Regions from separate parts of the Homo sapiens genome. Here region 1 is linked to region 2. The links are chromatin loops, found by intact Hi-C in ENCODE. Cell type or tissue: Calu3. All regions are shown on one strand. Links, peaks and the distances in the headings refer to the core of each region. The heading gives the core; the rest is flanking DNA. Region 1 has its middle 58 kb from the start of MYO3A. Region 2 has its middle 110 kb from the start of LINC00836.

The links. A loop is a pair of places that touch in the nucleus more often than their neighbours do. Peaks named below come from ENCODE experiments on the same cell type or tissue, not always from the same donor. Only the 100,000 strongest peaks of a DNase experiment are listed, where the experiment ranks them.
Region 1: a loop joins it to region 2, with 2.9 times the contacts of the local background. A loop is called at or near these places in 4 of 110 quality-filtered maps.

Annotation. Positions count from the first base shown.
Region 1 is chr10:25,872,494-25,879,167 of GRCh38, forward strand. No RefSeq gene overlaps it. Among named protein-coding and RNA genes, the nearest start is that of MYO3A, 58 kb to the right of the region's middle. RefSeq lists a silencer at 3,172-3,351. In Calu3, for the core only: a CTCF peak has its summit at 3,276 (motif pointing right); a DNase peak (open chromatin) is centred at 3,278.
Region 2 is chr10:25,754,022-25,760,695 of GRCh38, forward strand. No RefSeq gene overlaps it. Among named protein-coding and RNA genes, the nearest start is that of LINC00836, 110 kb to the left of the region's middle. In Calu3, for the core only: no CTCF peak of the experiment used is centred there; a DNase peak (open chromatin) is centred at 4,110.

The sequences.
Region 1 (6,674 bases), core at 1,739-4,238, 120 kb after region 2:
TATAGATCCTTGGGTTTTGGTGCTCATGGAGAACTAAACCATATTAATATGAACAAGAGACGGTGGGAGTGGCTTTCTGACAGTAGTTAAAATTTCCTGCAGGCCGGGCACAGTGGCTTATGGCTATAATCCCAGCACTTTGGGAGGCTGAGACGAGAGGATTGCTTGAGGCCTGGAGTTCAAGACCAAGCTTGGCAACATGGCAAGATGCCCATATCTACAAAAATTAAAATTAAAAAAAATAGCTGGACATGGTAGCACTTGCCTGTAGTCCAGTAACTTGGGAGGCTGAGGCAGGAGGATCACCTAAGCCCAGGGGGGTCGAGGCTACAGTGAACCATAAGCACACCACTGCACTCCAGCCTGGGCAGCAGAGCAAGACATTGTACCTAAAAAAATGCAAACCACCATGGCACACGTTTACCTATGTAACAGACCTGCATCTCCTGCACGTGTGCCCTGGAACATAAAATAAAAGTTGAAAAATAAAATAAAATAAAATAAATCTTCCTGCAAAGGAAAACACAGCAGTTTTGCTGAGTCCCTTTAAAAAAAAACAAAAAACAAAAAAAACAAACAAAAAAAACCCAAACTTGTTTTCTAGTAGTCAATCAATTACCAATTTTGGGTGCAGCTGGTGTACCAAAAGTAGGAAAACCAGTTTGCCTCCATATGCAGTTGATGCTTTTACTATCTAAAGCTGACAAGTACTGACCCTGCTAGTAAATTATCTCTCTGCATAAGAACCATAGCTATATTTTCCTAAAAATGAAGATATTATTCATGAAAGGTGAAAATGTAGTTGCTAAGCACATGTGTTCTAGATTTAGATGTCTTGTCAAAACCCTTAGCTCTATCATTTGTTAGCCTGTTTGACCTTAGACAAATTATATGACCTCACTCTACCTCATCTGTAGATTAGGAGTAGTAACAGATTTTGCCCGTAAAATTAAATGAGATACTACATTTGAAGTGCTTACTTACCACACTGCTTGGCCACAGCAAACAGTCAATTAAAGTTTATTATTATTATTGTTTTAGAAGACAAGTCTCCAGCTTTTAAATTGGTAATACATAGAATTCCTAGGCAAAATTATTATTAATAAAATAGTATTATTTTATTATAAAATTTGTGACATTATTTTATTATAAAAGTTCAGGATGGAAAGCCTTCTCAAACATTTGTTTTATTGTGGATTCTTCTAGAAGTAGAATTGTTCAAACCTGGGCATTCGGATGGTAGTTTAAGGTGGCTGAAATGAAGGTCTAGTTATGCCTTGTCTTACAAATTTCAGGCTAAAACTATTTTGCCCCTGGCAATGAAATAGAACCATGGAAAATCTATTAATTGACCACTTATCTGTACAATTAGAAAAATTCAGAACTGTCTGGAAACGATCTTGGCCCAAATTTTGGTTCCTCTCTCAGCTCACCTCAGAACACTAGCATGGATTCTGGTTACGAAAGAGCCCCTCTTGGCTCCTCAGTTTCCATATTTGGATCTTAACCAACCCTTAGTTGATCATGATTAAGAAAGATAATTTGGAACCAGATGCAGTGGGTCATGCCTGTAATCCCAGTGCTTTGGAAGGCCAAGGAGGGAGGATTGCTTGAGAACAGCCTGGGCAACATAGTGAGACCCAGTCTCTACAAAAAAAAAAGAATTAAAAAATTAGCCAGGCATGAGCCTGTAGTCCTAACTACTTGGGAGGCTGAGGTGAGAGGTTCACTTGAGCCTAGGAGTTTGACGTTGCTGGCAGTGAGCTATGATGGCACACTTCAGCCTGGCAGACAGACCAAGACCCTGTCAAGAAAAAGAAAAAGAGAAGAGAAGAAGAGAGGAGGGAAAGGAAAGGAAAGGAAAGGAAAGGAAGGGAAGGGAAGGGAAGGGAAGGGAAGGGAAGGGAAGGGAAGGGAAGGGAAGGGAAGGGAAGGGAAGGGAAGGGAAGGGAAGGGAAGGGAAGGGAAGGGAAGGGAAGGGAAGGGAAGGGAAGGGAAGGGAAGGGAAGGGAAGGGAAGGGAAGGGAAGGGAAGGGAAGGGAAGGGAAGGGAAGGGGGAAGGGAGGGGAAGGATAGGGAAGGGAAGGGAAGGGAAGGGATGGGAAGGGAAGGGAGAAGGAAGGTGAGTTGGTTCTCACCTATAAGCAAAGAACTAGCTCTTGTCCAGAAGCTTCCTCGAGAACACAACCTAGTGTTCACTGCCCTTCAAATAACTAAACACAGTGTGCAAGGTGGAATGCTTACATATGTCTCTGATGCAGAAGTTTAGCAAAGAGGAAGATACCTATAATTCGACTCTTCCAGAGAGTATTGTTTAGACAAACTGTAGATTATTGTAATGTCATAAACCTATACAAGAGCCTTATAAGAAAAGGCCACAAATGCATTATGATGACATGATTTATGTTATACCTTGTCCTATGAGGAATCCTGGAGAAATTCTTGTCTGACCCTAGAATCAAAAAGACTTGGAATTTTACTGAGCTGTTGTATTTGCTTTTAATTTCATGAACACTCTGAGTCAGATCTGTTCTGGTTTCCTTTTTGACCCTGCCTGGGAACGCTGTAGTGGGCTTTCAGCTGTCCACAAATTTCTGCCTCCTCTCCTTACACATGGAAGACCTGACTTTTCCCCTCTCTTGTGGGTAGAGACATGAGGCAAGTTCTGGCCAATGAGAGTGAGTAGAAATGATGTGATCAGAGCATTTAATTGCTAATGCAAGATTTTTCAAAGCTCTTCCCCTCTGCCATGGTGGCAGGCAGTGTGAGTGACAATGGCTGCTCCATTCGCTTAGAAACCAAAAATAAGCCTGAGATCTGTAACGAAAGAGAAATTAAAGCACTGTTGTCAAAAACTCCTGAGATTTGGGAGCTGTCTTTACCATAGTAGAACCTGGTGCATCCTGATTAATACACAGCTAAATATATCATCGATGGGAGGATGGTCAGTTGTTATTTTACATGTATTTTGATTTAATTTCTTGATCACTTTGCCTCACCCTTGTTATCTTTTCTCATCCAATGCAGCCTAATGTTTTCAATTTTGTCATATTTTATGAGTTCTTGTAAGTCAACTTTGAGAATAGATGGGAAATGATTAAGTTAACTTAACGAATTTATGTGAACCCTGGAGAAACACCTCAGGGTGAGTTGGCTATGCAGGATAAACAGATTTTAAGTACAGCTGCTCTGGAAATTGTTTTCTTAACAGAGAAAATACCTAAGCTTAGGACTAGTAGCTGCATTTCCAGAGGGATGCACTAGAGGGCGCGTGGAGCTTGGTGTGCTCGACAGTCACGGTACCCTTTGGCCTTCTTGGGTACACTGAGAAGAGATATTGTCAAGGGATTATGGCGGGAGTTTTTGTTTGCATGATTTCCTATATTCGAAATTTCAGAAACTGGTATTGATTTACTTTCTTTTTATGCAAAATTGACCCTAAGAAAAATGAGGTTATAAAAATGTTCACTTGTCTGTAACATTATTTTATTATAAAATGTTAGAATTGAAGAGCATCTTAATGGAGGTTTATGGAGTCTTTCTTCACATCAGGAATTATTTTTCAATGCAGAATTCCACCCAAACTTATTCAATGTTCTGCTAATTTTCTGACCTCTTCCCTCAAAATTAACATGTCCTAGCTTCTATTTCCTAGGAGGGGCTTATTAAGTGGCCAGTTTGTTAATCTGGTTATCTAATTTGAAACAAAATGTTAATGGCTAACAATACCTTAGCTATTAACCATACCTACCTGTCCAGATAGAATTGTTTTTAACTGGCTGTAACATCAACATAAAAGGGAACAACATGGGTAAGTGTGGGAGTGGATTCCAGGTGTCAGTTTCATAAGCAACCTCCTGTATGATATTCATCCAAGACAACAGCTTTATTCTCAGGAGAATTACTACTCATATAATAAGTTAAATCTGGTATGATATTCATCCAAGACAACAGCTTTATTCTCAGGAGAATTACTACTCATATGCTAAGTTAAAATGTCATTAAATATTTTATAGAGGAATTTTGTTGTTCGGATTCCCTGTTTGAGGTTAATGCTACTTACTGCTTCTGGAGTTTTGGTAGGTTATAAGCTGTTTCTGTGGTTGTTCAGATCTTTGGTAATAGTAACAGGAATTGGATACAGGGTTGAAATGCATTTGTTAATCTCTAAACATTCTTTTAGTCAATAGCTTTAGCCTCCTTTCTTTTGAGGAAAAGTAAGGATAAATGAAAGAACACAAACTTTGGAGTCAAATAAATCTGGAGTTGGCCGGGTGCGGTGGCTCACGCCTGTAATGCCAGCACTTTGGGAGGCCGAGGTGGGCGGATCACGAGGTCAGGAAATCGAGACGATCCTGGCTAACACGATGAAACCCTGTCTCTAATAAAAATACAGAAAATTAGCTGGGCGTGGTGACGGGTGCCTGTAGCCCCAGCTACTCGAGAGGCTGAGGCAGGAGAATGGCGTGAACCCAGGAGGCGGAGCTTGCAGTGAGCCGAGATCGCGCCACTGCACTCCAGCCTGGGCGACAGAGCGAGACTCCGTCTCAAAAATAAATAAATAAATAAATAAATAAATAAATAAATAAATAAATAAATAAATAAATCTGGAGTTAGATACAAACTATCATCATATCCCAAGTTTTAAATTCCTCAACTGTAAAATGGGGATAAAAAACACATCTCAAAGATTTGGGGGAAGACTTATATCTTATGAAAAGTCCTTGAAATGTCTCAAAAAAATCTGTTTTCCATCAAATCTTTTGTGAAATATGAAACTCATTAATAAAATCAATGTATTTTAATTGCATTTCTGATATACAGAATTGAAATCACATTTCTAGTTAATGTTGGCAAAGTGAGGCAGCTGATAGATGGTTCTAATAATGAGATCCCCAAGGTGGACAGAGTGGACTTGGGTTTGGTGTTAGAACCCAGTGAACAATCAAATTGTGGAAGGTCCTGGCATCCCAGTCTCCCAGTGGGAGTGAGTCAATAGTGAGCCCTTTGACTGGCAGCCTCAGCCTCCCACATGAGCCTTTATTTCTGTCTCAGCTCCATCTGACAAACTCTCATGATTCCACATGAAGAGCAAGTGAAAATTTACACTAAGACAGTCAATAGAGTTTAAATCTTTGTGTTGCTTAGCCACAAGGTTCTTTTTTAAAAATTAGTCTTTTCAATAGAATAGTTAACTGCTCTGAAGGAATGTTTAGTTTTAGGGACATCTCCCAGGTCATGAATTATTATCTCAGTATCTGCTAAAATAACTGTATGCTAAATTAAATTCCATTATTGTAAACTGTCATTTCAAAGTAACTAGTTAAGTGCAACATTTTTTTTTAAACCAGTTAGAATATGTAGACCAGGCTTGGAGGCTCATGCCTATAGTCTTGGCTGCTCGGGAGGCTGAAGCATAAGAGTCCCTTGAGCCCAGGAGCTCAAGATTGCAGTGAGCCATGATCACACCACTGCACTCCAGCCCGGACAACAGTGAGACCCTGTGTCTAAAATAAATAAATACATAAGAATATGAGCCAGAGCCAATAATAGAGATATATACATATATATGAAGAAAAGTTTCTATTTTTAGTGTCTGCTGTGGCAGGGCTCCCCAACCCCCAGGGCACAGATCCGTCCTGATCTGTGGCATATTAGGAACCAGGCTGCACAGCAGGAGGTTAGGGTGGGCAAGTGAGCAAAACTTCCTCTATATTTAGAGATGCTTCCCATCACTCACAGTACCACCTGAGCCCTACCTCCTGTCAGATCAGCAGCAGCATTAGAGTCTCATAGGAGCGTGAACCCTGTTGAGAACCATGTGTGCAAGGGATTTAGTTTGTACAATCTTTAAGGGAATCTAATGCCTGATGATCTGTCACTGACCCTATCACCTCCAGATGGGATAGTCTAGTTGCAGGAAAACAAGTTCAGGGTTCCCACTGATTCTACATTACGGTGAATTATATAATTATTGTATTATATGCTACAATGTAATAATAATAGAAATAAAGTGTACAATAAATGTAATGCACTTCGATCATCCCCAAACCATCCCCCCACCACCCACCCTTGTCTGGAAAAATTGTCTTCCATGAACCCAGTCCCTGGTGCCAAAAAGGTTGAGGACTGCTGTGCTATAGAATGTGCCTTTCAGAAAAAGTTATTTTCCTAGAAAATGATCACTGAAATGTCAACAATTCTAATAACAATCTAAACCACTCTTATCTCCAGAGTGAACACAAAGGGAAATATAAAATTCCATGAAATCCTTGATTCTTTACACTTAATTTTTGTGGAGTCTTGGCTTGATGCTTGATGCTCTTTGCTATAAATCTTTTATGTTTTCATTCATTTCTTGGAGCATGCACTGATTAGATTGAGGAAGTGGGGAACACATTCTCCCTTTGGTTTCTGCCGTGGGTCTCAAAATCATTCTGAGAGGGGAAGAATCTTTTTTATCACTCTCTCTTTAGAGGAACAAGCAGCTCTGCTCAAAGGATTAAATTCCACAACTGCCTTATTATGATACCTTGTTTGAACCAGGGATGGTGGTCAAAACTGATCAAAATGCAATAGTTAACGTGTAATCCCTTGGGTCCCACGGTAACATGTAATTTCATGCATTTCAAATTTAGTTAAGTTTTTACAGCTAAATTTTGAGCTTTTTTATG
Region 2 (6,674 bases), core at 2,548-5,047:
CATCTCCCCATGCAGGCACAGCCTGAGTCACAGCTCAGTCCTGAGTTAAGTACTTAGAAAGGCAAATTAACCATTTCAGGTCAGCAGGGTACCATTGCACACATAGCAACAATGATTTTAAAAGTGCTAAAATCGACTTGCATTGACAATAGGCTTTCCAAGCCAGAAGGAATCTGCTATGATGTGGAAGAGGGCTCAGTGGCTCACGGCACCCCATGAAGTCAACAGCATCTTAGAAAATATTTGAACCAAGCAGAACAAAGTGATCATTTGAGTTCCCCCAAGATGACCTAATTTTTTACATGGTGAGGAGGGGCTTAGAGATCATAACTATAAGCTACAAATCTGATCTAGAAAGACCTCGGTAATTTTTTAAAATCTCTTTTATTTACGCTTCTCTGAGCTACATTCCCTGGAGCATAAGGATTAGATCAGAGACATTTATGGAAGGAAACTTATATATTCTAGGCTGGTATTTGAAAGTTTAAATTGTAATTCTCCTGCCTCAGCCTCCCAAGTAGCTGGGATTACAAGCGTGCGCCACCACACCTAGTTAATTTTTTTTTTTTTTTTTTTTTTGAGATGAAGTCTCACTCTGTCGCCCAGACTGGAGTGCAGTGGCGCGATCTCAGCTCACTGCAACCTCTGCCTCCCAGGTTCAAGCGATTCTCCTGCCTCAGCCTCCCTAGTAGCTGGGACTACAGGCGAATGCCACCACGCCCAACTAATTTTTGTATTTTTTTTAGTAGAGATGGGGTTTCACCATATTGGCCAGGCTGGTCTTGAACTCCTGACCTCGTGATCCACCCGCCTCGGCCTCCCAAAGTGCTGGGATTACACGCGTGAGCCACCGCACCTGGCCTAATTTTGTATTTTTAGTAAAGACTGGGTTTCACTATGTTAGTCAGGCTGGTCTCGAACTCCTGACTTCAGGTGATCCACCCGCCTTGGCCTCCCAAAGTGCTGGGATCACAGGCATGAGCCACCGCTTGAACCCGGGAGGCAGAGGTTGCAGTGAACTGAGATTGCACCATTGCACTCCAGCTTGGACAACAACAGCAAAACTCCGTCTCAAAAAAAAAAAAAAAAAGTATAAATTGCATAAGCTATAAAATTGTGCCATCGCCAGTAGCCTGTATGAGTCTTAAAAACTCTCTCCTTAGAAAGTTTCTGTGTTCTGAAATCACACTTTCGTCTGTCCCTCAAGGCTGTGAACATTGGGTCCAAGACTCCCAACCTTTCTACTCCTCCCTTCCATGAAGAAGAAGGGAGCTGTGACATGAGTCACCCCACCATGGACAAGATACTTCTCATATATGTCTGATACACAGCAGAGGTATGTGTTATTCTATCTTCATTTGACAGGACAGGAAACTGGGTGTAAGATGTTTGCCCAAGTCACTGATCAACCAAGTGCCTGAGTTGGGATTCAAACTCAGGCTTATAAATCTGACTGACTAAAAAAATCTCTTGCAGCCAGGCGCCATGACTCATGCCTGTAATCCCAGCACTTTGGGAGGCCGAGGTGGGTGGATTGCCTGAGCTCAGGAGTTTGAGACCATTCTGGGCAACATGGAGAAATCCCCTCTCCACCAAAAATACAAAAAAAAAAACTAGCTGGGCATGATGGTGGACACCTGTAGTCCCAGCTACTAGGGAGGCTGAGGCACAAGGCAGAGGTTGCAGTGAGCCGAGATGGTACCACTGCACTCCAGCCTGAGTGACAGAGTGACACTCTGCCTCAAAAAAAAAAAAGAAAAGAAAAGAAAAAATCTTGCTGCTCTTACCAAACCAAGTGAGAGGTGACAGCGTGCTGGCAGTCCTCACAACCCTCCCTCGCTCTCGGCACCTCCTCTGCCTGGGCTCCCACTTTGGCGGCACTTGAGGAGCCCTTTGGCCCACCACTGCACTGTGGGAGCCCCTTTCTGGGCTGGCCAACACCAGAGCCAGCTCCTTCAGCTTGCGGGGAGGTGTGGAGGGAGAGGCGCGAGCGGGAACCAGGGCCGCGCAGCGCTTGCGGGCCAGCTGGAGTTCCAGGTGGGCGTGGGCTTGGCGGTCCGCGCACTCGGAGCAGCCGGCCGGCCCTGCCGACCCCGGGCAATGAGGGGCTTAGCACCCAGGCCAGTGGCTGCGGAGGGTGTACTGGGTCCCCCAGCAGTGCCGGCCCACTGGTGCTACGCTGGATTTCTTGCCGGGCCTTAGCTGCCTTCCCGCCGGGCAGGGCTCAGGACCTGCAGCCCACCATGCCTGAGCCTCCCCCAACTCCGTGGGCTCCTGTGCGGACAGAGCCTCCCCGACGAGCGCCACCCCCTGCTCCAGGGCGCCCAGTCCCATCGACCACCCAAGGGCTGAGGAGTGTGGGCGCACGGCACAGGACTGGCAGGCAGCTCCACCTGCAGCCCCGGTACGGGATCCACTGGGTGAAGCCAGCTGGGCTTCTGAGTCTGGTGGGGAAGTGGAGAACCTTTATGTCTAGCTCAGGGATTGTAAACGCACCAATCAGCGCCCTGTCAAAACAGACCACCCCCCCCCCCCCCCACCCCACCCTGCTCTACCAATCCGCAGGATGTGGGTGGGGCCAGATAAGAGAATAAAAGCAGGCTGCCTGAGCCCGCAGTGGCAACCCGCTCGGGTCTCCTTCCACACTGTGGAAGCTTTGTTTTTTCGCTCTTTGCAATAAATCTTGCTACTGCTCACTCTTTGGGTCCACACTGCCTTTATGAGCTGTAACACTCACCGCAAAGGTCTGCAGCTTCACTCCTGAAGACAGCGAGACCACGAACCCACCAGGAGGAACGAACAACTCCAGACGCACCGCCTTAAGAGCTGTAACACTCACTGAGAAGATCTGCAGCTTCACTCCTGAGCCAGCGAGACGACGAACCCACCAGAAGGAAGAAACTCCAGACGCGCCACCTTAAGAGCTGTAACACCCACCGCCGGGGTCCGCGGCTTCATTCTTGAAGTCTGAGACCAAGAACCCACCAATTCCGGATACACAAGCAATGCTGATTGCTTCACTTTGAAAGCTTTCCAGCCGGGTGCGGTGGCTCACACCTATAATCCCAGTACTTTCGGAGTCCGAGGCGGGCTGATCACTTCAGGTCGGTAGTTCGAGACCAGCCTGGCCCACATGGTAAAACCCCGTCCCGTCTCTACTAAAAATACAAAATTAGCCGGGCGTGGTGACAGGCACCTGTAATCCCAGTTACTCGGGAGGCTGAGGTAGGAGAATTGCTTGAGCCTGGGAGGCAGAAGTTGCAGTGAGCCAATATCGAGCCACTGCACTCCAGCCTGGGTGACACAGCAAGACTCTTTCTCAAAAACAAAACAAAACAAAACTTAAAAACTTTCTTTTTTTAAGTGTGAACATCCTCAAACCACACATCCTTGGAAAACCCCATGGGATCACTTCTACTCTCATGATGGTTGTCTTCTCTAGCATCTTGTGGTTACAAAGCATTTCAGGTAAGAGCACAGGCTTTCTGGCCAGGAAGACTTGAGGTGAGTCCCAGCTCTGTCATGTCATAGGTAGGTGACCTAGCTCTTAGCTATTAGGTTGGTGCCATTACTTTTAATGGCAAGAACTGCAATTACTTTTGCACCAGACTGAAAGCCTCTGTTTCATTCAAGAAAAAAGGAGACATTACACTGTTTCTTTCTTCATAGGGTTATTGTGCAGATTGAATGAGATAACGAATACAAAGGATTTAGCACATGCCTTAAAAATGTGTATTAGGTTATATTTTTTAAATGTCAGCTATACAAGTTAGATTACCATTATTTTAACAGTTCGTCTAATTCATTCTTGTGACATCTATTAGTTGTTTTTTATTTAGCCTTTCAGCCACTCTTGTCTCTCTGACTTGTTTGAAAGCCTTTAAAGCTTGGATCGTGTTTTGTTCCTTTGTATCCTCTTACACATAGCACAGGTTTTCCAAAAATATTTGTTGAGTTGATTTCATTTCATAATGTGTTCTCTTTAAATAGCAACCAGAAGCACAATTCAAAATAAACTGTAGATTTTGATAATGAATTTCTTTTCTTGTGATTAGTGGCTCTTTGTCTTGCTTTTGTCCTGAGCCTATGTTTTGAGATAACACTTGGGGGCAGCATTGAGTCAGTCTGCACTTCCCCTGTTGTGAACTAGAAGGAAATATGAAATCCAAAGGTAGGGGCTGACAGATAGGAAATGAATGTCTCCAAATACATCAGTAGCTTTAAAATGACTGTGCACTTTGCTACAGAAATCTATTTAAAAGCAGCACACCCTTCTGCAGATCTCAGGGGAGCTCTTGAGGATAAATGACTTGTTTTCTCTCTAACCCTGGGGGGCAATACAAACTGTAAGATGTTTAACCATTTACTCACACAGCAAAATGGAGCAAACCTACAAGCTACATTATAAAGGAAGATAAATTTAGCATGCATTTATGATGTGAAAAAGCACAGCTACTGCTCTGGTTGTTTAAATACTACATCAGTAATTGCAGTCCATTAAGTCAGTTAAACAAAACAGTGAATTAAAATTTTCCATTAGCCAGATTTTTTGCCCTACAACACTAAAGAGAAGAAAGGTAAATGTAGTAGCACAGCAAGTTGATAGCAGAGGTTCATTTGGTTAAGCAACTTTTTAAAACGTCCTATGCCCTGCACAGATGTTATCCAGTCTCCTATAGCCACAATTACATCACTACAAATATATGCTTAGATAATCTATCAATGTTCAGAATCTTTGCCTCTAGGTACTGCAAGATTCTTACCAGTTATAATAAAACTAGTGTGCCAATTATCTGATAAAACAAAGTACACTTGGTTGTTTCCAAAAAAAATTTTTGTAATGGTACAAAAAAAACTCATAGAAGACACTTTTTTTTTTTTTTTTTTAGCAACTTGGCCCTGTCTCTACCTCTCACCAGAATCTGAAGAAATTGCATATATTTTTGTACCAACAGGGTTCCTATGAAAACCAAATGGAAAAGTACAATAGGATACACCAGTTTCTTCACAGGTCCACAACCTAATTTGTGTTATACCTATTCCCTGATTAGTTACAGAGGTATTTATTCTTTATTTGTTCATTCAACATTCACTGAACATCCAATATGTGTCCAGTACTGGGAATATAAGGATGAATAACACATTATCTATGTTTTTAAAAAGTTCAGTCTAGGAGAAATGAACATACAGACATACACACATCTGCAAATAATTGCAATCACACTGATTTCTTTTGGGCCTGGAATCTCTTATTCTTTTCATAGCTAAACAAAATAACATCTCAGAGTGTAATCTCAAAGAACATAAATCTCTACTTTATGGAAGAGGAAAGTGAAGTCCACAGACAGTAAAGGACATGACCAACCAGCCAGTTAGTGCAAAGCCAATAAAGGAACTTGTTGACTCCCAACCGATGTGTTTCCACCACATAATATTATTACCCTTTTATATGGTTTGGCTGTGTCTACCCAAATCTCATCTTGAATTGTAGATCCCATAATGCCCATGTTGAGGGAGGGACCTGGTGGGAGGTAATTGAATAATGGGGGAGAGTCTCGTGATAGTGAATAAGTCTCACAAGATCTGATGTTTTTATAAAGGAGAGTTCCTCTACACACGTTCTTTTGCCTGCCACCATGTAAAGATGTGCCTTTGCTCCTCCTTTGCTTTCCGCCATGATTGTGAGGCCTCCCCAGCCATGTGGAACTCTGAGTCAATTAAAACTCATTCCTTTATAAATTACCCAGTCTCAGGTATGTCTTTATTAGCAGCATGAGAACAGACTAATATACCCCTGCATGTGAGATTGTTGAGATAAGGCATTATAGCTTGTATGTCCTTGTATTTTCGAAGTCTCTAGTAGAAATCTTTAATAAACATTTATTTATTGACTTTAATATCTCTCCTGCTGTCATCTGTCCAGATATAAATCTCACCATTATGAAAGCTTTCATAAGGCAGCTAACTTTTAAATTGTTTAGTCTTTGAGATTATTCTCAGTTGACCAAAGCAGACATTTTCCTTTCACTAATGCTCAATTTCCCAAGGCTTGGCCTTGGGAATTGATTGAGGACAGGCTAATAATGGGCATTCACATATGAGTGCATCTGAATTCGACCTTGCATTACCTTTCATACTTTTCCACCTACTTCCAACCAACAAGATCTCTCTATTTATATTCTGGGGATTTAACATTTAAGGCCAAATCACAAAAAGCCTGTTGGGTAGTTTGTGCTTCTGCATATCTAGTAGTATGCTGGAAAATATTTAATAATAGATCTAGGAGAGGAAAAAAAGGCCTGATAAATAGCATTTGCCAATTTCCATGGTGTAAATACTTTCACCATGGTAAATTTCATCCTACCAATGTATCAGTGCATACTGAACTCAGCACAGAGAAGAAATATACACAATCTGCTCTCACTAATCAGTGCAAGCCAGCTCCAGCTAACAACTGCCCCACTGCTCTCAACATGAAGACTCAGCAGTGATCTGTCCTCACTTCTGCTGCCTGACGCTCTTGTCATTGCTTAGCTATATGAGAGACTGCTAGGTTCGGCTTGTAGGGTTGGTAAGTGCAATCAGCAATAGGCCTGATTGTAAGACAGATTTTGAACTTGGTAGGAATATAGGGGGAGAATCAGTTATTAAACTAAATTAACCCTTTTCCTGTT